Linked DNA regions of Homo sapiens: all the other regions are linked to region 1. Evidence: chromatin loops called from intact Hi-C (ENCODE). Cell type or tissue: Calu3. All regions are shown on one strand.

What was found. A loop is a pair of places that touch in the nucleus more often than their neighbours do. Peaks named below come from ENCODE experiments on the same cell type or tissue, not always from the same donor. Only the 100,000 strongest peaks of a DNase experiment are listed, where the experiment ranks them.
Region 2: it touches region 1 in a loop (9-fold over the local background); 29 of 110 quality-filtered maps call a loop at or near these places.
Region 3: a loop joins it to region 1, with 4 times the contacts of the local background. A loop is called at or near these places in 5 of 110 quality-filtered maps.
Region 4: it touches region 1 in a loop (5-fold over the local background); 54 of 110 quality-filtered maps call a loop at or near these places.

Annotation. Positions count from the first base shown.
Region 1 is chrX:50,985,010-50,993,009 of GRCh38, forward strand. ASMER2 (adipocyte associated metabolic related lncRNA 2) reads left to right here. Exons shown (of 3, transcript XR_001755849.2): 3 at 7,115-7,204. Among named protein-coding and RNA genes, the nearest start is that of ASMER2, 9.9 kb to the left of the region's middle. In Calu3, no CTCF peak of the experiment used is centred here; a DNase peak (open chromatin) is centred at 3,852.
Region 2 is chrX:50,744,036-50,752,035 of GRCh38, forward strand. All of the region lies in intron 1 of SHROOM4 (shroom family member 4), which reads right to left. Among named protein-coding and RNA genes, the nearest start is that of SHROOM4, 66 kb to the right of the region's middle. In Calu3, a CTCF peak has its summit at 3,753 (motif pointing right); a DNase peak (open chromatin) is centred at 3,766.
Region 3 is chrX:50,918,011-50,926,010 of GRCh38, forward strand. No RefSeq gene overlaps it. Among named protein-coding and RNA genes, the nearest start is that of BMP15, 11 kb to the left of the region's middle. In Calu3, no CTCF peak of the experiment used is centred here; no DNase peak of the experiment used is centred here.
Region 4 is chrX:50,687,393-50,695,392 of GRCh38, forward strand. The region is part of intron 2 of SHROOM4 (shroom family member 4); the gene reads right to left. Among named protein-coding and RNA genes, the nearest start is that of SHROOM4, 120 kb to the right of the region's middle. In Calu3, CTCF peaks have their summits at 4,618 and 4,844; a DNase peak (open chromatin) is centred at 4,569.

The DNA of each region.
Region 1 (8,000 bases):
ATCTAAAAGTAGAAACAACCCAAATGTTCAACGTAATGAATGGATAAATAAAATATGGTATAACCATACAATCAAATATCATTTGGCTGTAAAAAGGAATGAAGTACTGAGGCATAGTACAAGATGGATGAACCTTAAAATTACTATGTTTCACGAAAGAAGCCAGTCACAGAAAATCACATATATGGTGCCTTTCATGTGAAGTGTCAAGAATAAGCCAATCTACAGTCAGAAAATAGATTAGTAGTCACTGCTAGTGGCTGGAGGGCAGGGGGAATGGAGAGTGACTGCTAATGGGTATGAGCTTTCTTTATGGGGCGATGAAAATGTTACAAAATTGGTGGTGCTGATGATTGTAAAACTCTGTAAATATACTAAAAAACATAGAATCATAGACTATAAATGAATAAATTGTTTGGTATGTGAATCATATATCAAAGCACATGTTCTGATCAAAGTGGAAAACAATGAAATAAAAAGTTCCCTGGAGCAGAGTTCTGGAGCGGTGGGAGTTAAACAGGTAAATGTAATTCATATAAGTCTAAATTCCGGAAACCAGGACTGTGTCTTTTACATTGCTGCAGTGCACATGTTTAACAAAGTTCTGTATGTAGCCAATGTTAAAGACAATCACAGTAAAAAATGAAGAAAAGCTCTTGGAACCAAACCGTCCATCAATTTGCAACTATGTAGAAGAGAAGATGTTATGAAATCATGGAAGTCTCCAAGAGCCTTGACCTGTAAGAAGCTTGTAAAATTGAATTGTGCAGGTGCCTTGAGACTTGGTCAGAAACTTGCTCATTCCAGAGATTCCCTGGGGTTCAGATAGCTGACAACTACGCCTGGAGAAGTTAGACCTGTTCTAAATACCCTAGAGATTCTAGCACTCTTAAAACCATCTCCAGGCTCAGAATCTAACTAGAGAATTGCTGAACTAACTTGCTTTCCTTGAGGAGCTTCGGACTACTTAGAAGGGAATCAGGCTTGGGGTCAGTTTTTGAGACTAAAAGTCCTGAAATCTGTCTCTCCTGGAAACGCTAAGGGACATTTTTTAGTAATTTTTCTTCCAGTAAAATCCCAAAGTCTAATTTGAGTCCAAATCTTTGGGGTTCATCCAGAAGCAAATGGCTGCTAGGAACATAGACTGTTTGACTCCAGAGTGAGTAAATGTTAGATAGATTAAATCTTTACTTTATCTGGCTTTAGATTTGGTCTTGTATGAAACTGACAATAAAATAAGAAACATGGTTTAAACCATACAAATATCTGTCAAGAAGCTAGTGTGTCTCAAATCACTTTCACAAGGGTTAAAGATAAACCTGTAGCCATCTGATTTCTTTGCCAGTAGGAATGGGGTACTTGGTCATAGAATGAATATTATTTATATTTGCTTTCAAAACCCTTGATGGTTTAAAACATATACACTTTGTTTTGTAGGATAGATTACTTCCCACAAATGCTCATATGGAAGACTCTAAAACTAAATAGCATTTAAAGTGAATTCCATGAACCCTATTGATTTCCATTATGAAATCATAGATGGATTTCCATGGGAAGAATTCTCCTAAGTGACTGTTGAAAACTTTTGCAAAGGAAGATGCTATCATGGTGGTCATCTCTATGACCTACTGACCAGTGTAAAGAACACTGCTGGAACTTTGGTGCTACCAACTGTCAGCTATTAGTTATCTGCCCTTACTTAGAATTCAGTTAGGACCAAGCCAATCCAATTCATGTCTCCTCAAGGATTCTTACACATGCAGATAGTAAAATAATTTACTGTTTAATTAGGAAGGCCCTAGTTAGTATTCCTGGGGTTAAGCATTAACACAAAGGCTGCAAGATAATTTTTATTAAAAGGATACTATATTAGGCTACTGAAATGGCAAAGCAATGATTCTCAACTTTCAGAGGGCAAATTGAAAATACAGATTCTTGGGCCACACACTCAGAGCCACAGAGACAGTCAGATAATCCTAAAGCAAAGGACATCCAAGATTCTGCAGGCTCCTTGGATACATAATCCAGTACCTATATTCTCTTTGGAATGTGATAATATGGGATTCTATATATAACTAACAGCCTATAAATACTATACGCTGGGTACTGTCTACACACATTACATATATTAACTTAATCCTCACAGCAAAACTTTCAAGGAGATACTATTATTTTCATCCCCATTTTATAGATGAGAAAACTAAGGCAGAGGTTAAGTAACTTTCCCAGGGTCACTCTGCTGATAAAGTAGCAGTACTTAGATTTTAACAAATCATCATTTATTGCAGAAACTATGCTTAATCTGCTATGGGCTATAACACTTTGCTTTTCCTACACCATTCTTTTTTCTAGCTGTATCAGATTTTTTTAAATTGGCAGTTTTAAGAGTGTGCTAACAAGGTCAATCTCTGTGAAAGTCAGAGGAATGCTCTCTGCACTAATTAAGAGATAATCACAACTAATTTCTCCTGGCCTCAATAATACAGACATGGTCTGTCTGAATATTTGCATTCTTCCAGCCAATGTCCATGAATATAGTTTGGGCATCTATTCTCAGTTTGACAGTCTTGTGAAGGCAATATAGTCTATGCACCCAAAGACTGGCACAGAGTGGGTCATGGTTCTCTGGGGCTTCCTTTCATTTTCTGTGGAGATAGAGAGGAATGTATCCTCTGAAGACAGCTATGGGATTTCAACAAGAAAACACCTGACCAGAGACATTGAGAAGTATAACCTAGATTCATATTTATTTAATACCTCTTGAGTGCCTGCTGTATGGAGGTGCTAGGGTTATGGTAGGGAAGAAAACAGGCAACCCCCTGCCCTTGGGGATATCCTTATTTAATATTCAACATGTCTTTAAGTATTATTCTTATTAGAATTATAATCTTCCTTGAAATATGACCCTCCAAATTGCCTCAGTTTCCCCACAAGTAAAACAAAGGTGGGATTAAACTCCCTAGGTAAGCGGCCTCTGAGCCAGAGCTTAGTGTGTAGGAAGTTTATTGGGAGTGCTATCAGAACTGACACCTGTTGAGGAAGTAAAGAAGCAAGACTGGCTGGAGGGAGAGGCTGAACTGTGATACAGCCTCAACAAAGGCTGCAGATCACCTCATAGGGCCCTCTGGAATTGAGATGGTCATGCTAAATTGGAGTCAGGGGATCAGGGATAAGGTTTTTACACCATCCCCCCATAAGGCAGGTCATTGGTTAGTGCTGTCCTGTGCAAGACAGCTGTCTTCAAAGAATGGAAATTCCCAAAGAGCTATTTTCAGGCAGCACTTCCAGCAGCTAGGGGAAGAAGTTATTTAGTCCTCAAGGGGGATTTGGACGATACATCACAGCATCCATTACGGAAAGACTGGACTCTTATCTATGACACCCTGTCCAGATATCACATCCTACAATCTTATGACTGTAGGGGACTGGTAATGTCACTGCTGTCCACTCCGTCAAGTAGATATCCTAAGTGTAGTGAGTGCCCCTGTGGCAGTGTTGCCCTGGGATGCTGTTTCTTACATGGCTACCTGCTGCTCTGAATACCCAATAGACCTTGATTGGCAGGCCCAATCTCTCATCCTGCTTGAAGCTTACACTTGCACCTCATGAGCTCTGTGGGATCTTCAGAGTAGATGTCAGCGCTTTGAGTTCCATCACAGGCCTCTACAGACATAATCTGGGTGCAGCGACACCCTGCATAATCTTGTAAAGCAGGATTTTGCTAATTTTCTAGAGAGCTGAACCTGGCTTCTGTATTATGTTAATTAAAAGCATCCTGATTTATGAGAGTTGTAGGCAAAGGCATGCAATGGCTCAGGGATACACAATTTCTAACTTTGTGCTGCCACCTAATGGCCATCCAGCTGATGAGCAAAACAGAAGGCTGGGATATAATTAATTGAATACCCAAGAAAAGGAATCTTTAATGTGGGCTTCCCCTTCATCCCCCACTTGGAGATGAAGAAACATTCAAAGTTTCAGCTTAGGTTGTCTTAAAACCTGTCTCCATGAATCATTCCTTCCCTGGAAAGCCTTCTACCAATCTTTCAAGCCCTAACTCAGATGTCCTCTCTTTAAGAAGCCTTCCCAACCAACCCAGCAGTCAGCCTTTCCTCCTCTGGGCTGCCCTGGAATGGGGTATGTCCCTTTAGCATAGCCTGAATTGCACTTAGGTGAATTGCTTTGTGGTATATCTGACCAGGCTGAGCTCCAGTGAGGCAAGTTGTTGTGTTTTTGTTTTGTTTTTCTTGCTTCGTACATAGTATTTTCCCAAAGAGTGTTGTAGGTCTACACTAACCATTCATTTCACTCTACTTCTTGCTCTTTAAACTGTTTCTGGGTTTGTCATACAAATGCATGCTGGAAGTGATGAAAAAGTTGTCAAAGTAGTTTGCACTTTGTGACATTCTGTCCCTATTTCTCTTTCTCACTTCTGTCTCACATTAAGTTTTTAGAGAACTGCCTCACAGAGGCAGGCTTTCACTGTCCATGGGAACTTTTGTTTCATGACCCAATTGGGACACCCCTCTTTTACTTCATTGTGACTGCTGCCATTTGAAGAACAGACTGGAGTTCCCTCCACACTCCTTGCTTCTTAATATATATGCAATCATCTTTAGGAATATCAAGACCCTATTTTATAAAAACCCACCAAAACCCTATTTTGTAAAGCACTCTCACCATTCTGGTACCCAGCAGCCCACTGCCTGGGAACATCCAAATCTCTGGAATGCATTGAGTAACATGTTCAGTGTAGCCAGTGCTTCTGGTCCACCTAGCCTGACCCGTGGAATTCACTTACTAACTCACAGACATGCTCTACTCAGAACTCCCTATTTTCCTTCAATTAAGGCTACTGAGCCTACAACTTCCCCTCCTACCCAGCAGCGATGCCACTCCAGCTGTTAATCAGTGTTTGAAGAAACCATGGGCCAACCAAGAGGCCCTTCAGCACATCTTGAAGTCCGAGGGAGAGCATTCAAATGGAATCTGTTAACTGGCTCTTTCCTCCAATGCACAAATACCTTCCACTGTCTTTTTCACTTATGGATTCTGACCATTTAACAGGCACTTATCAGGTGCTCAATAAATGTTTGCTGAATAAGTGAATGAATCCATTTAGGCAGAAGATTTGAGGGTAATACCTGGAATGTTCATCAGAGAGCACCGTGGTCTTCGGGCTTTACCTGTTCAGCTGCATACATGTTAACCCCATGTACCTGAGGTAATGGAGATACAAAGCACCCAGACTGGCTTGAGAGAGTAAAGGAAATCTTCCAGAGCAGGTGATGGTAGAGCCCACCTTGGCAGCAAAGTGAGAGTTTTGCCAGGTAGACAAGGAGGGGAAGGAAGGAATGACAGGAACAGGGAAGCGGATGGGCAGGTAAGTGTAAGGAACCATGATGGGCTTCTTCCACCTGGTACATTCAGGAGACTATGAGTAGTCCAGGTTTTCTGGAGTGAGGTATAAAGTGACAGGGCAGGGGGAATGCTGAGAGATTTGACCAAATAGAGTCATGGTATTTTAAAAGCAAAAAGCCAAAAACATCACCGCCTGCTGAAAAATACACAAATGTTTTCCTCCAAACTTAGGGAAGAAAATCCAAATCCAGCCCCTGCCTCCCTCTCTGCCCTCAGCTGCCTCTTCCTGCTTCCTCTCTCATTCTGCTCCAGTCACAAAGGCTTCCCTGCTTGCCAGCTGGATTTCTAAAACCAAGAGAACCTCCTCTGGTCTCTAGCAGGCTCCACCATGGACTCAGACTAGATCTTTCTATGACCTTCAGAGTCTTCTTCCCCAATACCCGCTATCCTTTCTTGAAGCTCTCCTATACCATGTTTGTCTCAGGCCATATGAGCTACTACTCTTTTTACTATTTTTCCAGATAAACCCAGATGACTGGCAGCACACTAGTAATTTCACCCTCATTGTAGGTGAAATTCACCAAGGACCTTTTTAAAGGAGGAGAATGATCCTAGAACAAAATGTTTTGTGAGGTAGTGAGCTTCCCATCACCAGCGATGTTCCAGCAGAAGTTAAATGCCCGTTCCCAGGGAAGTTGTAGGAAGGAATCACTCACTGGGTGGGATCACATAGAGGACCTCTTAAGATTTTATTCTAACTGTACACAAACACCTAGACAGACATTATAATTTTATTAAAAGAAGGTGATATAGGTATCCCGTAATTAAGCAAAATATATAAAATGTAAATTTTTCAAATAAACAAATTTGAAGGACTGTATTTCATAAAAGGGATCCATTTGGGTGACTTTAACTAGAATCCTAAAATATTACAGGTAAAAGGGACTTTATTCACTTTGTTTTCTAAAACAAGAATTCTTTCTAATAGAACATTTTAGCACAATTACATTTGTTTAGAATTTGACCTGGTACATAGTAGGAGATAAATACATATTTGTTTAATGAATGCATAACCAAAGAAAAAATGTGATGTATATAACTTTTCAAAAATACAGCTATCGTTCCAAGTAAGATTCAAGTGTACAGTTTTGGCTGAGAGGACCTAGTTTGAGAAGTTGCTGTTGAGTGCAATAACAATAGTGAAAGGTGCTTGTTTTGTTTAATTTTGGTCTTGTTGTTTGGTCATTGTTGGAGAACAAAAGGTCAACAGTATTTTCTGGTGACAATTATATTCCTTTTAAAAATGTGGATCACCAGTAAAACTTCCAAAAGAAAACATCTTCACGTGTCCTTAGGTTATGTAAATGTCTATTGAGGTGCTCGAGAGGAGGCATGTTGTCTCACAGTTCCCTTATTCAGAATGTACCTGCCCCCACCCCTTATACATATGACCCACCCCAAGCCTCAGCTGCACTTCACCACCTGGTGAGTGGAGAGGGTGCCAGGCATGGTAAGCACAATCCCCACATGGCAAGCCCAGACAGTAAAGGTCAGATCTGTTGGGAGTGGCTGGGGGTTGAGATTATGAGGCTCATACCTATTTCTCTAAACTCAACACCCCAGTGGCCAATCTTTTCAAGAAATAGGAGGGAGAGCTTTGAATGGACTCTGGATTCATGAGGCAACTTTTAGGGTCCCTTAGAGACCCTTCCCTGTGGCCTCATCTTTTGCTCCCCCTATCCCTTTATCACAGGAATTGCTGCCTCTAATACTGGGATGGGATCTACATTTTCAAGGGACGGTTCCTGTTGCACCTGCTTTTTAAATGAAGCTGACTCTAGCATAATATCAGCTGCTTGGAAAAGAACACCAGTCTTCCATCAAATAAGCTGTCTTCGTTGCCTGGCACATTGACTTGTCAAGTTCCAAATGTCATGACCTGTGAAAACTTGAGACAACTACAAAGCAAATTAATGCCGGAGAAGTGGGCCCTAGGACTTCAGCAATTTGAGATTCTGATTACAAAAGACTGGAAAAGGAAAGACCCTTGGTAGTGCTCAACATGAACCAAAACACAAATAGACTCAGCATTTTTAATGTTTTAATGACTAGAAATGGAATCTTCACATATTGTAAAAAGTGAACAGAAAAGAAACATTAAATAAGAATAATGCATAATCTGCGATTTTTTTTTTTGAGACAGAGTTTTGCTCTTGTTGCCCAGGCTGGAATGCAATGGCGCGATCTTGGCTCACCACAACCTCCACCTCCCAGGTTCAAGCAATTCTCCTGCCTCAGCCTTCCCAAGCAGCTGGAATTATAGGCATGCGCCACCAAGCCCGGCTAATTTTGTATTTTTAGTAGAGATGGGTTTTCTCCATGTGGGTCAGGCTGGTCTCAAACTCCCGACCTCAGGTGATCCACCCACCTCGGCCTCCCAAAGTGCTGGGATTACAGGCGTGAGCCACCGCACCTGGCCTAATCTGGAATTTTTATTGTTTTGTGTTAATCTGTATTTTCAATGTTTGTATAATGTCCATGTGTTTGTAGTAATAAAATAATAAGGCATTTAAAACTATTTACTTTCAACCTTCACATCATTTTGTACTTATGTTACTTTGTAAGCAACTATGTCATTA
Region 2 (8,000 bases), 240 kb before region 1:
TCCCTTTGGCTTTGAATTTCAGCATTTTGACTATGATATGTCTAGGTATGGATCTGTTTGAGTTTATCTTACTTGGAGCTCACTGATCTTCTTTGATGTTTAGATTAATGTCTTTCATCATATTTGGGGATTTTAAGCCATAATTTCTGTGACTACATTTCTGCCTTTTTCTCTTCTCCCCTTCTGGTACTCTCATTACATATATGTTGATATGTTTGTTTCCCACACATATATGAAGCTCTGTTCATTTTTCTTCCTTCTGTTTTTCTTTCTCTATTAATCTGTCTTCTGCTTCAGTAATCTCTCTTCTGCCTCTTCTGCCATGATATAAAATATTGTTGGCCTTAAGAATTTTTGTTTTGCTTATTTTATTTTCAAGTCCAGAATTTGCATGTGGTTCTTTTTAAAAAATAAGTTCTATCACTTCATTGATATTCTTTATTTGATGAGTTGTTATCATCACACTTTCCTTTAGTTCATAAAACACAGTTTTCTTTAGTTTTTTGGATATATTTATAATAGCTGCTTTAAAGTCCTTGTCTGTCACGTACAACATCTGAGCTCCCTCAAAGGTGATTTATATTGCCTATTTCCTGTCCATGGTCACACTTAACTTATTTTTTGGCAATGCTCATAATTTTTGTTGAAAATTTGACATTTTAAATAATGTATTGTAGTAACTCTGAATTCTGTTTACCTATCCCACCCCCATAACCTGGGCTTTGTTTTTGTTTCTGCTTTTTCTCTATTTCTCTTCAGTGTCTTGCCTGGACTAATTCTCTCTGAAGTCTATTTCATCTGTAGTGTACAGTCTCTGATGTCATGTTCATTTCTCTTCTTGTTTTACTTTTAAGTCTGGCTTTCTAGGAGTCATCTTATATCAAAAGGTCACAGGTTTTTCTTAAGTTCCTAGATCCAGTAAAGCTTCTATCTTTTGCCAATGTATCTTTGTATGGATTGGGGAATGCTTTCATACTTCAGGAAGTCTTTAATTTTATCCTGCATTCAAATAGGGTTTAGCAGCTCATAAATATCATATCTCTGGTAGCTCCCACACAGGTTTAGCCTAGTGTGTGTGTACAGCCTTCCAGACCAATAGACAAATGTGATCTTAGCAGGGCATTTTTAAACTCTTTCCACAGGTCTCTCTCTGAAATGTCTGGCTGGTCTTTTTTCTTCTAGCTGCTACTAATATGTAATTCTCTAATATTCACTACTATAATCTCTGCTGTTTTCAACAATAACTTTAGGCATGAATTCCTTCATGCTCTGTTCTAAAGTCAGTCAGTCCCCATAGGCTATGTTACTATTTGGAGCTGGATGAGGAGAGAATGATATGGCAGCCTGCTTCTTCTACAGTGACATCTCTGCTCTATGAGCCCCCTGAAGTCCTTGTCTGACAAAAACAAAAAAACAAAAAAAAAACTGGGCCCTCGACTTGGGAGTGGGGAAATAGGAGCCCTGGTCTTCTCCAACTGCCATTCACAGTTTGCTGCAACTGTCTAGGGTAGTGCCTTCATCTTAAGAGTGGGAACTGAGCACGGAATGGGAACCCCCAATCTTCTTGTTTTTTGTGGCCAAGAATAAATCTTGTACAACAGAGAACTGGAGATGGAAGAATGAGAGTCACTAGCAGCCTGATCATTCTGGAATGAAACTATAGCTCTATAATCAACAGCTGGTAAGAAAGAGACCCCCTGTTTTCTCGGTTGTACTCACCTGGAATAAATCTTCTGCAACATAAAGTTGGGAGGAGGAATGGAAGCAGTTCCTTGCTCAAATGCCAATTGTTCTTACCAAGGTTCCATAGATTTTTCTTAAATAAGTGATTCTCAATTTGTTGCATGACCTTGAGCCAGTTTCCAGATACTTTGAATGGTTGTTTTACATCATCTTCTACCATTTTAATGGTTGTTTTACTGGTGAGAGGGTTTGTTGAGCTCTTCACACTAGAAGTTGGTCTGTCACAATTGTTAATTCAACACATGTTTAGCACACACCTACTATGTACTAGGTGTTATATACACTGGATTTGTTTGAATTAACAGATTTATTAATGTATAGTTGATATACATTAAACTGCACATATTTAAAGTATACAATTTGATTATCTTTGACATATGTACCTTCTATTACTATAATCAAGATGGTGAACTTACCCATTAATCCCAAAAGATTTCTTGTGCCCTTTGTATTGCCACCCAGTTTTCTCTGTCCCCCTCCCTCTGGTAACCATTAATTAGCTTCTGTCACTATAGATTAGTTTTTGCACCTGTTTTTAATTTACAAAGCTGATTGGTGGTGAAGTTTCTCTTTTACCAGGGGACCACCCTCAGCCCAATTGCTCTTTTCTTATGAGCAGAACATTTTTAGAGATTTTCTTTTTGCCTCTAGGTCAAAATTACTCAAGAGAAAACAAAGAATCCAGCCACCGCCATCTCTGCAAAGGGAGTTTTAGTAACCAGCTCACCAGATTCCCAAGTATATGTTTCCAGACCTCCAAAAAAGGCAACAGCATTTCACTCCTGTTTGAGTTGGTAAATTCAAGTCCTTGCATTTAAGGAGTTATAGGCTACAGTGTAAGAAAAGCCTTAGGATTCTTCCCTTACAGTGGAGAAGGGTTGAGAAGTCACCAGGGTTCTTCTCACTGTCTTTGCTTAGGTACCAGCAAGGGCTATTAAGCAACCCAATGTTTTCCCATTGTCCTTCACATGAATGATTATAAACTCCCAGCACAGTCTGAGGGACTCAGGGTGGTCCAGTTTCTACAGAGACCCAGGAATTGAATCCCCAAACTATACACATGCTATTACTTCTTTCACTCTTCAAGAGGAAAATGATATGGCAACTCCAGCAGGCTTAGCTGTTATCAACTAGAACTGATCCTAAGAGCAATGATTTATTGCTTGCCTACCATATATCAAGCACTGGGCTAGGTGGTATAGAATTGTTAATCTCATTTATAATACAACCAATCCACAAAGTTGGTACAATTTTTTCCCATTGTACACAAGGGAAAGCTGAGGTAAAAGGAGGTGAAAGGACTTGTCCCAGATCATATTCATAGTGACTAGCACAGGAGAAACTGAAACTCAGATCTGACACTTAGGTTACCCTCTATCCACTGTACTATAATGTCAGATTGCTAAGCTTAGGGATTTCCCTCCACATCCCAAAAGCCTCTCATAAGAGGAGAATTCCAACTATATGGCTTTTCATCTGTGTGGCAATAAATGCCACCTGGGACCCTGTATTTTTATTGCTTTTATACAAGCCTATATCACTCTGTCAGACGAATTAAAAGTGCTAATTCACATAAATGCCCCTCTTCAAAAAGAGCATGGGAAATATCCAGAAAACCCATGAATGAATTCAGAATCAGGCTGTGACTTTGACTGTTTACATGACAGCGAACCACAAATGCTGGATTACATTCCAAGCATCTGTGTTTAGCACCTTGGAATCTTGTAATATTAAAAAAAAGTTCTGACAAATAGCTATCCATGGAATGTAGAACTCTAACTCAGTTATGCTGTGTCAGAAATTGGCGAAGATGCTTACTGCAATATTTTTACAAGGGCTATCTTACAAAATTGAGGCCAGTATGCCATCTTCCAGTTTGTGCTGCATCTCATGCAGGTTTGTCATTCATTAAAAGGCTACAAAGAGATTAAATGGAATAGGGCTACTTGGCTCAAACAAGAAAGAATTCAAGTTTAAAGCAGTTACTGACTCTCCTCAGTAGAGGGCAGTGGTGGGCAGGGCAAGACTGGCAGGAGGAGAAGGGGGGAACATTAATTTCTGTGGTGTACCCACTAAGTGCTCAGATACAGTGCTTAATGCTTTACAGACAGTATCTCATGAATCATGGGTATTACCCTATAAAGGAAGGATTATTAGCACCATTTTAGCCTCAAAGAGGTTAAATGAATTGAACGCAGATCTGGTGCCATCTAGTTCAACTATTCCATGCTGTTGCCTGAAAAGTACTGCTTTATTCTAAAGTGTCAAAACTGGAAGCTTATACTGATGAACTGAAAGAGGAGACTCTCCTAGGATAGAGTAGGTCCCATATATGATAGTATCCTGAAAGATCGAGGCTGGCTGGAACAATGGAAAACATTTAACAAAGATAACATGTAAAAATTATAAACTTCAGAGCCAGTGACAAGGTGGAAATGATCTACAAGAAGTGGTTCAGAGGATTGGAAAACTGACATATGGGGAACAGTTGAGAGACTTGGAGAAGATTAGACCAGGATGCCTGGCACTAGGGAGGTGTTCATACATGTTGGAAAAACTGAATGTAGAAAATATCATGAGAAACCTAACATTGTCTTTTAACTACCTAAAGGGCAATTAGTTATCAAGAAGGTACATACTGTTTTGTGTGGTTCCAAAGGCTAGGACCTAGATCAGCTGGAGGGAGATTTTAGTTTCTTAAAAGGAATAATCTACTAAAAAACATAAAACTCTAAGAGAGAGAGAGCAACTCAAAACTGACATGAGTTGCTGTGTGAGATTCAGTTGTAAAGATGACCTCCAGGAACCCTTCCAACTCCAGGAAGTTCAGATTTTGTGCTGATTAAGACTCCCGGGATGGCTTCTTTACTCTTGTCAAGTGATGTTCTTAAAACTTTCCAAGAAAGAACTAGTTGGTCCCCCATACTTAGGAGCCAAAGTATTCAGACCATTAGAATTAACTCTCCTAAGAGGACCTTATCCACACATCTCCAAAGAAATTATAGGAGAAATTCTGAGACTGCCTCACAAGAGGGAGCCATTGCTGTTCCACTGGAATCTGTATATTGGACCAATTAAAGACTACAAATGTACCTTTTATTCAAAGAAACAAATAAACATAGTCAAAAAGTTTAGCCATTTCATTAAAGATGCTGGGCCCAGTGGCTCACACCTGTAATCCCAGCACTTTGGGAGGCCAAGGCTGGTGGATTGCTTGAGCTCTGCAGTTCAAGACCAGCCCGGGCAACATGGTGAAACCCCACCTCTACAAAAAATCCAAAAAAATAGCTGAGTATGGTGGTGCACACCTGTAGTCCCAACTACTGGGGAGGCTGAGGTGGGAGGATTGCTTGAGCCCAGGAGATGGAGGCTGCAGTGAGCCGTGATCACACCATTGCACTTCAGCGTGGGTGCCACAGTGAGATCCTGTGTCAAAAAACAATACAAATAAAAAGAGAAGAGGCCACTGAAATACACACTTATAAAATATGATACCAAATAAAGCCTAATGATGATGGAATCTAAAGAATCTAACCCTAGCCATATCAGAATAAATAAGTCAGTCACTCACTCATCAGCATTTCCCTGGTTCATCTTATTATATGCCGGGCTTTGTTCTGACTAATGGAGATAACAGAGAGAAGTTAGAAACAATTACCACCTTTAAAAGGGTCACAGTTTAGTAGTAGAGAGATATCTTCATAGATAATTTACTCCCTGTATAGAGCAATGGGAGGATAGAGATCTATACAACAGGCTGTAGAACCACAGAAGTAGTAGGGATGGAATGAAGGAAAGGTTATACAGAGAATATATCATTTGAGCTAGACCTTAAAAAATAGATGAGAGTTCACCATGTAGAAAGAGGAAGGGTACATTCTAGCAAAGGGTACAACATGTGCAAAGAAAAAGAGGTAGGGAAGATCTTGGGATATTTAAGAAAGATAGTTTGTCAGGTATGGGTTGGCTAGGGCATAAGATGTATGAGAAAGTGGTGAATCAATTTCTTCATATTCTTGCTATGGAGAGATTCTCTCTAAAATGGCATGTTCAGCAAGCTTACCAACTGCTGATACCCTGAACTGGCTTCCACTGATGACCGCAGACTGGGCTGTGCGCTTGCCACTAGAAATCTGGTTTTTAGAAGACCTCCATCTACTATCTCTCTCTTGAGGGTTACCAAAGCCACAGTGAACTGGAATTGGACAACAGGGAAGCTTCTTGAGGACCTCAACTTGACCATAGCCACCAACACAAGAGGACAGACATCTCATTATCTTGGCCTCTTCCAGGTGGCACTTCTAGGAATGGAATGATTGATATAGAGGTCTTTGCTATAAGCTATGCCCAGATCTTCTTACCATGAAATCCTGAGACCACAAAAGAATGCCATATGTGCCAGCTCACCTGGCCAACATCAGTTACTAAAGGCCCATGCGTTTCCAGCAGGAAGTGTCCAAAGGGCTTCAGTCAGGAATCCTTACTCCTATTATTTTTTTGATACGGAGTCTCACTCTGTTGCCCAGGCTGGAGTGCTGTGGCGCAATCTCAGCTCACTGCAACCTTCGCCGCCTGGGTTCAAGTGATTCTCATGCCTCAGCCTCCCCCGAGTAGCTGGGATTACAGGCGACTGCCACCACACCTGGCTAATTTTTGTATTTTTAGTAGAGATGGGGTTTCACCATGTTGGCCGGGCTGCTCTCGAACTCCTGACCTCAGGTGATCCACTCGCCTCGGCCTCCCAAAGTGCTGGGATTACAGGCGTGAGCCACTGTGCCTGGTCCCTTCCTACTATTATGACAGACCCTTCCTAAAGGGATGAACTTCTGAATTTGCGGGTAGCCTCCTTCTTAAAATGTTCAATGATCTCCTGTTTCTGCTGCTATGCTTCTCCTGAAGCAGCCAAAATTCCAAATCATTTCTAGCAGTAGATCTGCATTGACCTCAGCTGATTTTAAGACCTATATGGGAAGCAATCTTATTTATAATATTTATCATCCTTCATCATCCTCAAGCAAACGATCAGAGTGGGAAATGCTAGAAAGTAGTACAGTGCTGGGCATTTAATAAAAGTTCTCTAACCATAGCTTGATTAAGGTTGTCCTAAAATGGGCCACTAGAAGATGCTGGCCATTAAGATTTGACAAAACATTAACGTATCACTTAATATGTCACTCCATATTCAACAATAGGAGTTTGTCTTGCTCAGTAAAAATGGGATGAAATTACAAGGCTTGCCTTCACCATCTTTAACTCAAGGTTTCATAAAGACATACATATAGAAAATGCATTTTTAAAAGCAGTATTAACTTACACCTATCTTTATTCTTTTTTGTTAGGACAGTTAGTTTTGTCAAGAGCTATGAAACAATGATAGAATCCTACCACTCTAATCGAACTCATGGAGTCTATGCCAAAGAGAGTCCACAATGTAGATGAACCCATGTGATACTACCACTTTGGTCAACTGTGAAATTATTGCTCCTAGGGTGATGTGACAATAAAACAACAAAACAATGGAAGCTTTATCTTCCAGAACTATCAAGGCATTGAATCCTCAGCTATAGCTCCTGGGGGAACAACAGAGAACTAGTATTTCTTCACCTACCAGTAGAACTCAGACATAGCCTTGTCAAAATGGTGTTTCTCTATCACTAGGGCAAAAAAATATTAGCTAAGGAGCTAATGACATTCTGTACGTCAGGAAGATCTGGGGCTCACTGTCAGATATTTCGTCCTTTGTGGGGAAGGTTTCTATAATAATGGTATTTTGCAACATGGGGCTGTGTTGTTGACAGCTCCTTGTCTACATTTCTTACTATCCATCATGACACTGACCAACACCATCAGGGAAATACAAGATCTGCTCTGACCTTAGAACTGTTCCTGATCATGCAAAATACATTCTGTCCTGACTTCATATTAGCAGTGTTTAATTATAATTAATACAGTTATTTCTTTGTTACTTGAGAGTACAAGTCATGTGTTTCTAGCTAAACAGTAAGATCTAAGACAGTAGTATAGGGCAGTGGGAAGAATACACTTTGGAGTAAGACATTTCCAAGTTTGAACCCCACTCCCGAGCTAGCTATGTAAGTCACATAAGTTCTGTGAGTTTTAGTCCCCTCATCTATAAAGTGGGTAAGATGCTATCTTGACCTACAGGATGGCCCTAAGAATATGTAACGTGCCTGGCACATTTCTGTAAATGAAAGTTACTTTCCCCTTTCCTCTGTACCATATCTGCATCTGATAAT
Region 3 (8,000 bases), 67 kb before region 1:
CCTGCCCAATTGCTCTTGACTAGTCTTATGGCAATTCTCATGGGATGGGACTGATTTAGGGTAGGTATGTGTGTTTGTCAAATCCCTACGTTTCTTACCTATTCATTGTAAACTAACTCCTTTTACCACTCCCTTCAAAAGCTGGTTCCAACTAGGCTGAATATCTTGCAAGTGTATAAATGCAAATTTTATTCTTGTGACTGAGGAGCTATTCCTTAACATCAGTTTGCCTGTCTACCTTCTTTACTGTATCCTTAAGAATCAACTCAGGCATTTCTCATCTTCTCAATGTCCCCTTGACATACCAGCCTCAGGTGTGTATTAAGTTTCCTATGTATTCAGACCTCACAAAGCTAGGAGATCATGACTTATTGAAAATCCCTAAGATCCAAGATGCTAAACTTAGGATCTGGTCTTATAACCAAGGTCCATCTTCAGCTAGACTGAATATTTTGCAAGTCTCTAGGTGTCCCTCTGTGTTCATATAGCACTTTATACCTGCCTTTAATACGCTCTAGTATATATGTCTATTCTTACAAAAACACGGAGCCCCTTTTGAGTTTCAACTGCATCTTACCCTTTTCTATATTATAAGAGCCTGGCATCTAGTAGGTCCTTAATGAATACAAACACTCAATTATGACATTTTTTTGTGAGTGATGCATTCTTCCTGACATGGAACATCTCAATTTTCACATATTTTATTTTTCCATGGGAATCAATGTAATATAAAATAGTTTGTGTATCAAGTAAGATGATTATTATATCCTACTATTTCAAAATCATGATTTAAATTATAATAGAATGTAATAGCTATGTTAAGTAAGGCAGTTCTTGTAATCATTATATATGCTGCAGATTTATCTGGGAGGGGAACTATGGGCTTCCAGTCTAGCCATTTCTCCAGCCTACTTGGGGTAGGCACAAATATCTAACAGGCCTGAAGATGGACCTCGATTATAGGACCAGATCCTGAGTTCAGCATCTTTGTTCTTAGGGATTTTCAGAAAGTCATGATCTCCTAGCCTTGTGAGTGCTGAATACATAGGAAACTTAATCTGTTTATGGAAGGTTCAGGATTAATTGGCCCTATTATCCATTAAGCCCTGAGTTATCAGAATACCCAAGAAAAACACTGGCAGGATGGGGTTACTTAGGATGATGTTATGGATTCTTCCTTTGAAATATTGCTTCAGTTCAGTACTTTTTCTCAAATCCAAAGTTAGAGTTCTATACCTCAAACCTTCCTCTGAGAGGAAGAATACATGCTTGCTAGTGGAGGAGGGTGCGTGGGTGGGGGTGGGGCCTGTCTGCCCATGTAGGTGGGGAGAAATGGTTACTTGATCTGGAAAGGGAAAGTAGGAAGCAAGTCCACATAGTCCCAACAATCCCAATGAGTAAGCTGGAACTTCATTTAATGTATGGGTGCAAAAGGAGCAGGAGCAGGCATTTAAACTTGTGTCTGATCGTGGATCTCTTTTGCATTTACCTTGGTAGTATGTCACAACCAATTCTGGGCAAAGTTGGGAAGCAGGCAGAACTTCAGTTACACAAACTATTTGGCCTAATCTTGTAAAACATTTCATGTCTTCAGTTAATTCTCCCAAGAGCACTATGAAGTAGGAGGTATTAGTCTTATTTTCTAAAAACTGCCTCATTGAGGTGTAATTTACCATAAAAGCTACTATTTAAGGTGTACAATTCAGTGGTTTTTAGTATATTCACAGACTTGTGTAAATATCACCACAATCTAATTTCACCACAAAAGAAACCTCATGCCTTTTAGTGGTCAATCCCCATTCCCCCAACCTTTACCAACAGCTCCTGACAACCACTAGTCTACTTTCTTTTTCTCTGGATTATGGACATTTAAATAAATAGAATCACATGATATTTAGTTTTTGTAACTGGCTGCTTTAGTATGTTTTCAAGATTCACCTGTGTTATAGCATATATCCATACTTTGTTTCTTTTTGTTACTGAATAATATTCTATTGTAGGATATACCAAACCTTTATCCATCAATCTGATGGAAGTTCAAGTTTCTATGTTTTGACTATTATGAATAATCTTGCCATGAATGTTCATGAGAAGTTTTTGTGTAGACACATATTTTCATTCCTCTTGTGTATACACCTAGGAGTAGAAATGGTATATCATATGGTATATTTAACATTTTAAGGAACTGCAAAACTATTTTCCAAAGTGGCTGCACTCTTTTATAATCCAGCAATGTATGAGAGTACCAATTTCTCCACATCCTCATCAACAGTCATTATTGTCTGTGTTTTATATTCTAGCCATATTGGTGGAAGTGAAATGGTGCCTCCTTGTGGTTTTGATTTGCATTTCCCTAAGGATTAATGATGTGGAGCATCTTTTCATGTGCTTATTGGCAACTGGCACATCATCTTTGGATAAATGTCTATTCAAACCATTTGCCCAGTTTAAAATTGTGTTGTCTCTTGTTGTGTTGTAAAAGTTCTTCATATGTTTTGGATATTAATCTCTTATCAGAGCTATGATACACAAATATTTTCTGATTCTGTGGATTATTTAACTTTCTTGATGGTGTTCTTTGAACACAAAAGTTTTTAATTTGGAAGAAGCCCTGTTTATCTATTTTTATCTATTGCTGCTTGTGCTTCTGGTATCATTGGAGAAAAATCGAATAATCCAAGTGTCATGAAAATTTACGCCTATGTTTTTTTCTAAGTGTTTTCTAGTTTTAGCTGTTATATTTAGGTTTTAAATCTATTTTAGTTAATTTTTGCATACTGTGTGAGGTAAAAGTCCAACTTCATTCTTTTGCATGTGGTTATATAGTTGTCCTGGCATCATTTATTGAAAAGATTAATCTTTCTCCATTGTCTTGGCACATGTGTAAAAAATGACCATAAATATAAGTTTATTTCTGTACTCTCAAGTTTATTCCATTGATCCATATGTCTATTATGCCAGGACAATACTGTCTTTATAATTGTAGATATGTCGTAAGTTGTGAAATTGGAAAGTGTTGGCTGGGAGTGGTGGTTCACACCTGTAATCTCAGCACTTAAGGAGGCCAAGACAGGTAGATCACTTGAGGCCAGGAGTTCAAGACCAGCCTGGACAACATGGTGAAACTTTGTCTCTACTTAAAAAAAAAAATACAAAAATTAGCCGAGTATGGTGGCGCACAACTGTAATCCCAGCTACTGGGGAGGCTGAGGCATGAGAATGGCTTGAACCTGGGAGGCAGAGGTTGCAGTGAGCTGAGATCATGCCACTGCACTTTAGCCTGGGTAATGGAGTGAGACCCTGTCTCAAAAACAAAAACAAAACAAAAAAATTGGAAAGTGTGATTCTTCCAAATATTTTATTCTTTAGCAAGATTGTTTTGGCTATTCTGAGTCACTTGTATTTCCATATTAATTTTAGGGTCAACTCTTCAATTTCTACAAAAATACCAGCCGGATTTCTTTGATGGGGGCTACATTGAATCTACTGACAAATTTGAATAGTATTGCCATTTTGACGTTAAGTCTTCTGATCTGTAAACATGAGACATCTTTTTATTTAGGGACTCTAACTTTTTCAATGATGTTTTAACATTTTCAGTAGATGTCTTACTTAAATTTATTCCTAAGCTTTTAAAATTATTTTTGATGATATTATAAATGGAATTGTTTTCTACATTTTGTTAAATCAGACTGTTTATTACTAATTTGTAGAAATACAATTCATTTTTTTGTGTTGAATTTATACCCTGCAGACCTGCTGAACTCATTTATTACATCTAATAGTTTGTGTAGATTTCTTAGGATTTTCTGTAAACAAGTTTATATCATCTGGGAATGTGGATAGTTTTACTTTCTTTCTTTCCAAACTAGATACCTTTTATTCTTGCCTAATTGCTTTGGCTAGAACTTCCAATACAACATTGAATAGAAGTTGTGAGAGCAGACATTCTTTTCTTGTTCTTGATCTTGAGTGAAAGCATTCAGTCTTTCATCATTAATTATGATGTTAGCTGTGGTTTACTATAGATATGTGACTAATACTTACTTTAAAGTTACAGTAATCAAGGTATTGTAGTATTGGGGAAAGAATAAACACATAGATCAATGGAACAGAATAGAAAACCCAAAAAATAGATCCACACAAATGCAGTCAATTAATCTTTGACAAAGGAGCAAAGGCAATTCAACAGATAAAGAGTAATTTTTTCAACAAATAGTGCTAGAACAAAAACAAATCTAGACAAAGACCTTATACTTTCAATAAGAGTTTATTGAAAATTGATCATAGATATAAATGTCAAACACAAACTATAAAACTTCTAGAAGATAACATAGGAGAAAATATAAATAACTTTGAGTTATGTGATGACTTTTCTGAGACAAAACCAAAAGCATTATCTAAAAAAGCAAAAATAAGTTGGGCTTTGTTAAAATTAAAGCTTCTGTTGTGTGAAAGACTGTTAAGAATATGAAAAGATAAGCCACAGACTGAAAAAAAATTGCAAAACATATTAGATAAGGGGCTTGTATCTAAAATATACAAAGAACTCTGAAAACTCAACAGTAAGAAAATCAATTAAAAATGGGGAAAACATATGAACAAACACCTCAAAAAATAAAAGGCATGGGCTGGGCACAGTGGCTCACGCCTGTAATCCCAGCACTTTGGGAGGCTGAGGTGGGTGGATCACGAGGTCAGGAGTTCAAGACCAGCCTGGCCAATATGGTGAAACCCCGTCTCTACTAAAAATACAAAAATTAGCCGGGCATGGTGGCACGCATCTGTAGTCCCAGCTAATCGGGAGGCTGAGGCAGAAGAATCACTGGAACCCAGGAAGTGGAGGTGGCAGTGAGCCAAGATCATGCCACTGCACTCCAGCCTACATGACAGAGTGAGACTCCATCTCAAAAAAAAGGCATATATGTGGCAATAAGCATATGAAAAGATGCTCAACAACATATATCATTAAAACAATGAGGTACCACTGCACACCTATTAGACTAGCTAAAACCCAAAATACTGATATCAAATGATGGTGAGGATATGGAGAAACAGGAACTCTCATTCATTGCTGGTGGGAATACAAAATGGTGTAGCCACTCTGGCAGACAGTCTGGCAGTTTTATAAAACTACAGTCTCATCATACAATCTGGCAATCACATTTCTTGATACTTATTTGAGTTAAACTTATGTTCATACAAAAACCTGCGCACAAATGTTTATAGCAGATTTATTCATAATTGCCAAAACTTGGAAGTAACCAAGATATTCTTTAATGGGTAAATGAAAAACAAACTGTGGTACATGTATACAATGGGATATAATTCAGCAATAAAAAGAAAATGGCTATCAAGCCATGAGAAGATATAGAAGAGCCTTGACTGGATATTGCTAAATGGAAGAAGCCAGTTTGAAAAGGCTATATACTGTATGGTTCCGTTCATATGACATTCAGAGAAAAGGCAAAACTATAAAAGATCAATGGTTTCCATGGGTTTGCTGGGAGGGAGGCGTGGAGCATGGGGCATATTTAGGGCAGTGAAACTCTTCTGCATGATTCCATAATAGATTCATGTTATGTATTTGTCAAGACCCATAGAACTGTACAACTGAAAGAATGAACACTAATGTAAACTATGGCCTTCAGTTAATAATGTGTCAATACTGGTTCATCAATTATAACAAATGTGCCACACCAGTGAAAAATGTTAATAACAGGAGAAAGCTGAAAGATGTGTTGGGGAGAAAAAGGTATATGGGAATGCTCTGTACTTTTAAGTTTTTATTCTTAAATTGACAAAGTTGCATGCAATATACCATGTACAACATGACTTGAAATATACACCGTGGAAGAACTAAATCAAGCTAATTTAACATGTGTTACCGGCCAGGTGCGGTGGCTCATGCCTGTAATCCCAGCACTTTGGGAGGCCGAGGCGGGTGGATCATGAGGTCAGGAGTTTGAGACCAGCCTGGCCCACATGGTGAAACCCCGTCTCTACTGAAAAATACAAAAAATTAGCCGGGCATGGTGGCACGCACCTGTAATCCCAGCTACTTGGGAGGCCGAGGCAGGAGAATCACTTGAACCAGGGAGGCAGAGGTTGCAGTGAGCCGAGATCATGCCATTGCACTCCAGCCTGGGTGACAGAGTGAGACTCCATCTCAAAAATGAAAAATAAAAAAAAATAAAAAAAAATATGTATTACCTCACGTAATACTTTTGTGGTGAGAATACAAAATCTCTTAGCATTTTCAAGAATACAATGTATTGCTATTAACTATAGTCAGCATGTTATGGACTAGATCTCCTAAAATTACTGCTATCTAACTGAAATTTTTTATTCTTTGTTCAACACCTCCCACCCCAGCTGCTGGTAACCACTATTTTATTCTCTGTTTCTGTAAGTTCAACTCCTTTTTTAGATTCCATGTGTAAGTGAGATCATGCAGTATTTGGCTTTCTTACCTGGCTCATTTCACTGAGCATAATGTCCTCCATCCTCCAGGTTCATCTGCATTATCACAAATGACGAGATTTCTTTTTTATGGCTGAATAGTATTCCACTGTGTATATATATCACATTTTCTTTTTTTTATATTATACTTTAAGTTCTGGGGTACATGTGCAGAATGTGCAGGTTTGTTACATATGTATACATATGCCATGGTGGTTTGCTGCACCCATCAACCCATCATCTACATTAGGTATTTCTCCTAATGCTATCCCTCCCCTAGCCCCCCACCCCCAAACAGGCCTCAGTGTGTGATGTTCCCCTCCCTGTGTCCATGTGTTCTCATTGTTCAACTCCCACTTATGAGTGAGAACATGCAGTGTTTGGTTTTCTGTTCTTGTGTTACCTTGCTGAGAATGATGGTGTCCAGCTTCATCCATGTCCCTGCGAAGGACATGAACTCATTCTTTTTTTATGGCTGCATAGTATTCCATGGTGTATATGTGCCACATTTTCTTTATCCAGTCTATCATTGATGGGCATTTGGTTTGGTTCCAAGTCTTTGCTATTGTGAACAGTGCCACAATAAACATACGTGTGCATGTGTCTTTATAATAGAATGATTTATAATCCTTTGGGTATATACCCAGTAATGGGATTGCTGGGTCAAATGGTATTTCTAGTTCTGGATCCTTGAGGAATTGCCACACTGTCTTCTACAATGGTTGAACTAATTTACACTCCCACCAACAGTGTAAAAGCATTCCTATTTCTCCACATCCTCTACAGCATCTGTTGTTGAAAAAAGGTTAAAGCATATACCACATTTTCTTTATCTATTCATCCATTGATGGACACTTGGGTTGATTCCATATTTTGGCTACTGTGAATAATACTGCAATAAATATGGGAGCGCAGATATCTCTTGAACATATTGAGTTCATTTCATTTGGATATATATCCAGTAGTGGAATTTTTGGATCATATGGTAGTTCTCTTTTTAATCTTTTGAGGAACCACCATACTATTTTCCATAATGAGTGTAATAATTTACATTCCCACCAACAGTGTGCAAGGGTTACTTTTTGTCCACATCCTTGTCAACACTTTATCCTTTGTCTTTTAAAAAAAATATTGTAAATTGAAAATTGATTGCTGCATATATTTATGGGGTACAACATGGTATAATTTATAAATATAACATGAAATGATTAAATCCAGCTAATTAGCATCTCTATGATCACAAATACCACTTTTTGTGGTGAAAACATTAAATTTACTCTCCTAGAAATTTTGAAATGTACAGTACCATGCATAGTGAATATTAACTTTATTAACTATACTTTATTAAATATATTCACCATGCTGTGCAATAGATCTCAAACACCTTATTTCTTTTGCCTGATATTTTGTAGCCTTTGACTATCATCTCTCCAGCATCCCCACCCCTGAGTCTCGGTAACCACCATTCTACTTTGTATCTATGAGTTCAATTGTTTTAGATTCTACATACAAGTGAAATCACATGGTGTTTGTCTTTC
Region 4 (8,000 bases), 300 kb before region 1:
GACCATAGTTTACCCCACCTCTGTTTTATATTATTATTTTAATTTTTCTCTCTCTTGCCTTTCCAGGACTTCTCTAACACTGTGCCAACTGTAAACATCTTCCTATCCCTGGTATATTAATACATGGTAGGACAACTTCAGTTTTAACAAGTTTCAACAGTTGTAACCCCTTCCATTTAATTATAGATGGCAGGAGTATTATGACAACAACAAAGACAGGACAGCTAGGGAGGCTGGCAGGTGGCCTAGACAAGGCTCAAAGATATGGCAGTTCCTTTTCATAATCTTAATGCTGGTCCAGGATCTAGATACCAGGTTCATATAATAAAAACTAGATTTTTTGCTTTTTGATCAGTGTACCCAAAATTGATCAGTTATTTAAAAACAGTCTTTCAAATATCCATAATCATAATAAACTGAATGGAATGTCATATGCCAATTTAAGTGACCACGAGAAATATAACTATCAAGAAAACCAGTTACTCATAGTTCCTACTTCCCTACATAAGGATGTGTAAAAAAAAAAAACTCCTGAGTCCTTCCTATGTGTCATAGAGTGTACTAGGTGCTGAGAACGCAACAATGAACAAGCAGCCCCTGTCCTCATGGTTCTAGTCTAAGGGTCATTTTTTTTTCCTCTATAGAGCCAAATAAATATTTTAGGCTTTTTGTGTCACACAGTCTGCCACAACTCAATTTTGCCATTTTAGTATGAAAGAAGCATAGATAGTACATAAATCAATAGGTTCCAATAAAACTTTATTTATGGACACTTACATTTGAGTTTCATATAATTTCACATATCATGAAATACGATTCTTTTTTCCACCAACCATTTAAAATATATACATATATGTATGTATGTGTGTATATATATATCAAAGAGATATCTATACCCCATATCTATTGCAGCAGTATCCAGCTGAGATATAAAATCAATCTAAGTGTTCAAAAACAGATGAATGGATAAAGAAAATGTGGTATATATACACAATGGAGTGTTATTCAGCCATAAAAAGAATGAAATCCTGTCATTTGCAGCAACATGGAGGACGTTATGTTAAGTGAAATAAGCCAGGAACAGAAAGTTGAACACCACATGTTCTCACTCATATGTGGAAGCTAAAAATATTGATCTCATAGAAGTAAAGAGTAGAACAGAGGTTACTAGAGGGTGAGAAGGTAGGGGGAAGGGAGGGATATACAGAGATTTGTTAAATAATACAAAATGGCAAAATTGAGTTGTGGCAGACTGTGTGACACAAAAAGCCTAAAATATTTATTTGGCTCTATAGAGGAAAAAAAATGACCCTTAGACTAGAACCATGAGGACAGGGGCTGCTTGTTCATTGTTGCGTTCTCAGCACCTAGTACACTCTATGACACATAGGAAGGACTCAGGAGTTTTTTTTTTTACACATCCTCATGTAGGGAAGTAGGAACTATGAGTAACTGGTTTTCTTGATAGTTATATTTTTCGTGGTCACTTAAATTGGCATATGACATTCCATTCAGTTTATTATGATTATGGATATTTGAAAGACTGTTTTTAAATAACTGATCAATTTTGGGTACACTGATCAAAAAGCAAAAAATCTAGTTTTTATTATATGAACCTGGTATCTAGATCCTGGACCAGCATTAAGATTAATGTATTATATATTTTCAAATAACTAGAAGAAAGGATATTGAATGTTCCCAACATAAAGAAATGATAAATGTTTGAGATAATAGATATGCTAATTACTGTGATCTGATCACTATACATTGCACATTGGAAAACCACTATGTACCCCATAAATACGTACTATGTATCAGTTAAAATAAATTAAAAAATGGAAGTGAAAGAATAACCTGGAGGCTGATAAATGACATTGGTAAGGAAATGAGAGTGATAATCCCTGCTTGTCTGAGCTTCAAAAATGAAGGGAATCTTACATGAGGGTGGAGGAATGATGGTTCGGAAGTTGTCTATGGAGAGCATGGCTAAACCAGAATATGTCAATATACTGTACATTCAATTGTATCTTGCCTTTTTGTAAGAAAAAGTAATACAGTACCCTAAGACTTTACCCACATCATCAAAAATTACTTGTGTTCATTTTCTCTGTCTGTACATTTTTGTAATTTCCTCCATACACAACCTCTTTCTTTCATGCATATTTCTTAAGGGCATTCCTGATTGCTTATGAGTTTGTTCCCATTACGAATGACATAAATTTCTCCATATAGCTTCTAATTGATTACTGTGGTCTATTGTTACCTTTAAATTTGTTACTCTTTGACTTCTCCTTTGAACTGGTTGTAACACTTTACGTTTTCCTCATTAATGAGTGAAATACAATCTTTAACATGTTCATTTTTTGTCTACGTAAGAATCAAAATTTTGCCTTTTAAAAATTATTTTAATACTTGTAATGAATTGTTACTGTCCTATACTATTGAATTAGATTTCATAGAATTCCATGTATATATTTTGCATCTAAATTCACAAATTGGATAGAATATTCTTTCTTAGAGCAGTCTGTCAGGTTTTGGTATCAGAGTAATGCTAGCTTCAAAAACAATGTGAATAATTCTGCAACATTTTCAATACTATAACATACTTATAGAATTAAACGTGGCTATTTCTAGAAAATTTGAAGGAATTCACAGATAAAAATATCTGTCCCTTAAAGCCCTAAAGTATTTTTAGATGTCCCTAAAGTATTTTTGGAAGTTTCTCTTTGATAATTGTTTTCGAAGTTTCTACTGTTACATGTCCATTTAGTTTTCAACTTCTCAATAATTTCTGGCATTTAATATTTTATTAGATATTTTTAAGTTCTCTGAGATTTTCAAATATATTAAGGTACAATTATAGTAGTGCGCCTTTAATTTAAAAAATCTTTCTTTGTTGTTGTATTCCATTTGTCATTTAAATTTTATTGGTAATTCATCTTTGTTTTCTTGATTAAATTTGCTAAAGGCTTATCTATTTAATTCATCCCTCTGAAAAGAAACCTAGTCCTTGGTTTCATATTATATTGAATTATTAGTCATTTAATTTCATTCTTCATTTTTAATAATAAAATATTTAAGGTTATGAATTTACTTCTGAATATTCTCAAAGTTTTGGTAAGTCATGATCTCATTTTTATTATTGTTTGTTAGTCTGCTAGTGTTTCTTTGTGCTAATATTCACATATAAATGTGATCTAAAATATTCAAGTAATTGAAGACTTTAAAATTTGTTTTTAAATTGTAAACATTGTACATTATCATCAGATATTTCTACTCTTAAGCGTGTGTAGGCTGGGCTTGGTGGCTCATGCCTGTAATCCCAGCACTTTGGGAGGCCAAGGCGGGCAGATCACTTGAGGTCAGGAGTTCAAGACCAGCCTGGCCAACATGGTGAAGCCCTGTCTCTACTAAAAATGCAAAAATTATCTGGGTGTGGTGGTGCACGCCTGTAGTCCCAGCTACTTGGGAGGCTGAGGCAGGAGAATTGCTTGAACCCAGGAGGCGGAGGTTATAGTGAGCCAAGATCGTGCCACTGCACTCTAGCCTGGGCAACAAAGCAAGACTCTATCTCAAAAAAAGAGTTTGCAAAGCTTTTCTTTGTGACATACATATGATCATTTAAAAATATTATCTCAATATTTGAAGAGACAATATGCAGTCTATAAACAATTTTCAAAATGTATTAATTGGATCTAATGAATTGTTTTTCAAATCTTCTAAGTACTTTATTTTGGTCTACTTTATTGTCAATTAAATTATGTTAAACTCTCCCATACAGAAGTTTCTATCACTTTTTGTATAGCTGACAGTTTTTTCTTTATATATTTGGATGCCATGTTTTTTGCAAAAAAAAAATGGTTCATAAATATAATATCTTCAATACGGTTTGTATCATCAATCAATATAAAATGAATATCTTGGGATCAACATGGTTGTGTGGTCATTGTTCCTGATTTTTTTTTCCTAATAGAGAAGTGACATGCTCAAATACCTATTTGGAGAATGGATTGATTAGGAAAAAGTGAGACTGAAAGCTGAGAAGCCAGTGGGAAGGCTCTTAGAATAGTCCAGGTGAGAAATCATGAGTGGCTGGATTAAGACAAAGGCAACCAAGAGGTCTATGTAGACTTGGAATTAATTGAATTGGGTGAGAGAGGAGTTGAGGGTGACACCTACATTTCTGATTTAGCTGACCATTATCTAGACAGCAATATAGGAAGAAGAGCTGGGTTGGCTTTTCAGAATTGGCCATGTTCTAAAGTTCCTTCTGTTTATATTCATCCCAAAAGGACTCAAGCCCAGACCTAAAGCTAAGTGTTGGATCTTTGTCAGCTGATTGTTTACTCAAACCAAAGTCTTTCTACCTGTATAAAACACTAGGCTGAATATTCACAAATTTTAGGGTAATCACACTTCTTTTACGTGTTAAGAGCTCTTTCATAAAGTTGACGAAAAATTTGGACTGAACGAGAGGGAATTAATTTCCTATACCGTGCCCAAGGTAGTCCACATGTGAAGGTTAAGTTTTCCACAAGAGGGCAGCATCACCTAATAAATTATGTCATTGTAAGCCTTCACCAATAGGGGCTGAGATGGGGAGGCTAAAAGGGTAGAAAATACAGGTTCCGGGAGCCATAGGACCTGCCACACCATGAAAACCAAAGGGCCCTGCTAGTCCAAGCCCATAATTATAGCCACTCCTAAGTGACTGATAGTGGCAGATGTTGCTACAGTATGAGGAAAGAGGACATGGAACTCACCCTGGCGAGATGAGTGGGTGAAACACCTGAACACTCTCATTCTTGTGACTGGCTCAGAAGACACTCTAGATAGTGTTCACACTCCCTCTAAGTTGCTGGTGTCTCTGTACAACCAGCATCTCACAGGGGCCTTTATTTCTTATTCAGATCATTGCCACCCCTAATGATTCCTTAGCACATCATTCTCTGCAGGTTAGGCTGCAAAGCACACCACCATTCTGATGCTCTCCCAATTTAACAATGTTTGTTTATTCCAATTATGCTTCTTTTAGACCCTAAGGAAACAAATGGGAATGAAATTCACTGACAACCCATTATGTGACAGTCATTTTACATAAATTATCTTATTTAATCATCACAATAATGCCATTATATAGGAATTATTATTTGTCATATAAGAGACCTAGGAAGTTGCAAACATGGGAATATCTAACTCCAAAACAAAAACGCTTCCAAATTCACCAAATTACCCCTCCAAGAAGCCTTATTTAAGACCTAAATCTTGACCAATCCAAGATTTAATCAGTGATAATGTATCTATTATATAAGGCATTACTTAACATGTCACCTCCTATCCATGTACATGGGCAGGTATGGATTAATCTTAGGTACCAGCAGGTAATAGAAGTCAGTGGGATCCTACATAACCTCATTCTTCCTAGGTCCAAAGCCTTTCTCCTTAAATATTCTCTCTTCAGGATAAATCATTTGGATATAGAACATGAGGATAATGGAATAATTAAAGATGGCTTCTGTGTTTCTGACTTGGTTGGCTGAGTACATACATAGTGGTCCTGGTCATAGATAGCGATCTTGGGAGAAGATGATGATGTGTTAGGTTTGGGGCATGTTGTGTTTGCAATATCTCTGACACATTTAAGTATAAATGTCTAATAGGAAGTTGGTTATATGGTCTGGAGCATAGGAGATATAGAAAATAAATTGAAGCTATAGGGCTGGGTGAGATTTTCCAGGGTACATTAAGTTAAAAATGGTGGAACTATGGGAAACACCAACATTTAAGGAATGGTCAGAGGAAGAGCAGGTAGTAAAGAGCCTGGTTTTTAAAAAATGGACAGGGATGTAGGAAAATAACAAGGAAACTGACTATCTTGAAAGTAAGAGGTTTGGCCGGGCGCAGTGCCTTATGCCTGTAATCCCAGCACTTTGGGAGGCTGCGGCAGGGGGATCACTTGAGGTCCGAAGTTCGCAACCAGCCTGGCCAACATGGTGAAACTCCGTCTCTACTAAAAATACAAAAATTAGCCAGGCATGGTGGTACATGCCTGTAATCCAGTTACTCAGCAGGCTGAGGCAGGGGAATTGTTTGAACCTGGGAGGCGGAGGTTGCAGTTAGCCGAGATCATGCCACTGCACTCCAGCCTGGGCGACAGAGCAAAACTCCATTTCAAAAAAAAAAAAAGTAAGAGCTTTTTTTTTTTTTATTAACACGTAACAGTTATACATATTTTGGGGGTACATGTATCATTCTGATACATACATATAATGTGTAATAATGAAATTAGGAAAATTGGGATATCCATCACTTCAAACATTTATCTTTTCTTTATGTTGAGAACATATGAATTCTTCTCTACTAGCTATTTTGAAATATACAATAGATTGTTAACTATAGTTACCCTACCAAACTATTGAACACTAGATCTTATTCATTCTATCTAACTGTATTTTTATACCCATCATCAACCTCTCTTCAACCTCCCCACTTCCCAGCCTCTAGCAACCACCAGTCTACTCTCTATCTCCATGAGATCCCTCTTTTCAGCCTTTACATATGAGTGAGAACATGTAATATTTGTCTTTCTGGGCCTGCCTTATTTTACTTAATGACCTCCAGTTACATCTGCGTTGCTGTAAATGACAGGATTTCATTCTTTTTATGGCTGAATCGTATTCCATTGTATATATATTCCCCATTTTCCTTATCCATTCATCTACTGATGGATTAGGTTGATTCCATATCTTGTTTATTGTGAATAGTGCTGCAATAAACATGGGGGTGCAGATATCTCTTTTATATGATTTCCTTTCTTCTGAATATGTACCCAGCAGGGGACTGCTAGGTCATATGATAATTCTATTTTCAGTTTTTTGCTAAACCTCCATACTGTTTTCTATGGTGGCTGTACTATTTCACACTCCTACCAACAGTGTACCAGGATTCCCCATTTTCCCACATCCTTACCAGCATCTGTTTTTTTTTTTTTAATAAAAACCATTTTAACTGGAGTGAGATAATATCTCATTGTGGTTTTTAATTTCCCTGAAGATTAGTGATGTTGAGCATTTTTTCATATGCCTGTTGGCCATTTGTGTGTCTTCTTTTAAGAAATGTCTATTCAGGTCTTTGCCCATTTTTAAGTTGGATTTTTTTTTTTTTTTTTTTTTTTTTTTTGCTATTGAGTTGCTGTGTGAGATTTTTGGTATTGAGTTTCATAAAGGAAGGTGGGGGCAAAATCTAGAGCTATAATGTTAAATGCCATATATGATGAATATGAAAAATAACCCATTGACTTTGACAATTAGGCAATAATTTGTAGCTTTTGACAGAGTAGTTTCAGTGGAGTTCTGAGGGTCAAATTCTGGCTGCAGAGGGTGGAAAGCTAAATGGCAGGTGGAGAAGTGGAGATAGTGACTATAGACTCTTCCTTTGAGACTGAGTATGAACAAAAGGAGAAAGACGGGGCAGGAGCCAGAGGGAGAAGTGAGATTGTGGGAAGATGCAAGATGGAAAAACTTAGGTGTGTATATACGATAAAGAAAAAAAAAAACAATAGAAAGGGAGAAGGCTGAGCTCCAATAATACAAAGCAAAGGCGCAGCAGCAAAATGAAAGAAAAGCCATGTGGAAAGTTCACCAATAGGCAGATGCTTTTGGTGGTAGCAGAATGACTGTGCCCAAATATGTCCTTCCCTTCCTTCTGCTTATGCCACTGCACTTACCTGCAATGTCTTCCTCTTCTGATGGTTTATTTTTCAAATTATACTCACCCTTTAGCTTAAATTCCACTTCCTCTATGAAGTCTTACCCTATCAATACCTTCTGCAGTGATCTCTTTCTCTAACAGCAATTTTTGTCTGAACAATCCATTTGATAATCACACACAAGGCTTTATTGCCTTCTTTAAAAATATACTGCTACTTAGTCACATGTGTATATTTTGTCCCCTGCTAGACTGTGCAATCCTCAAGGAAAGGGTTTCTAAGAGTTTGCTAC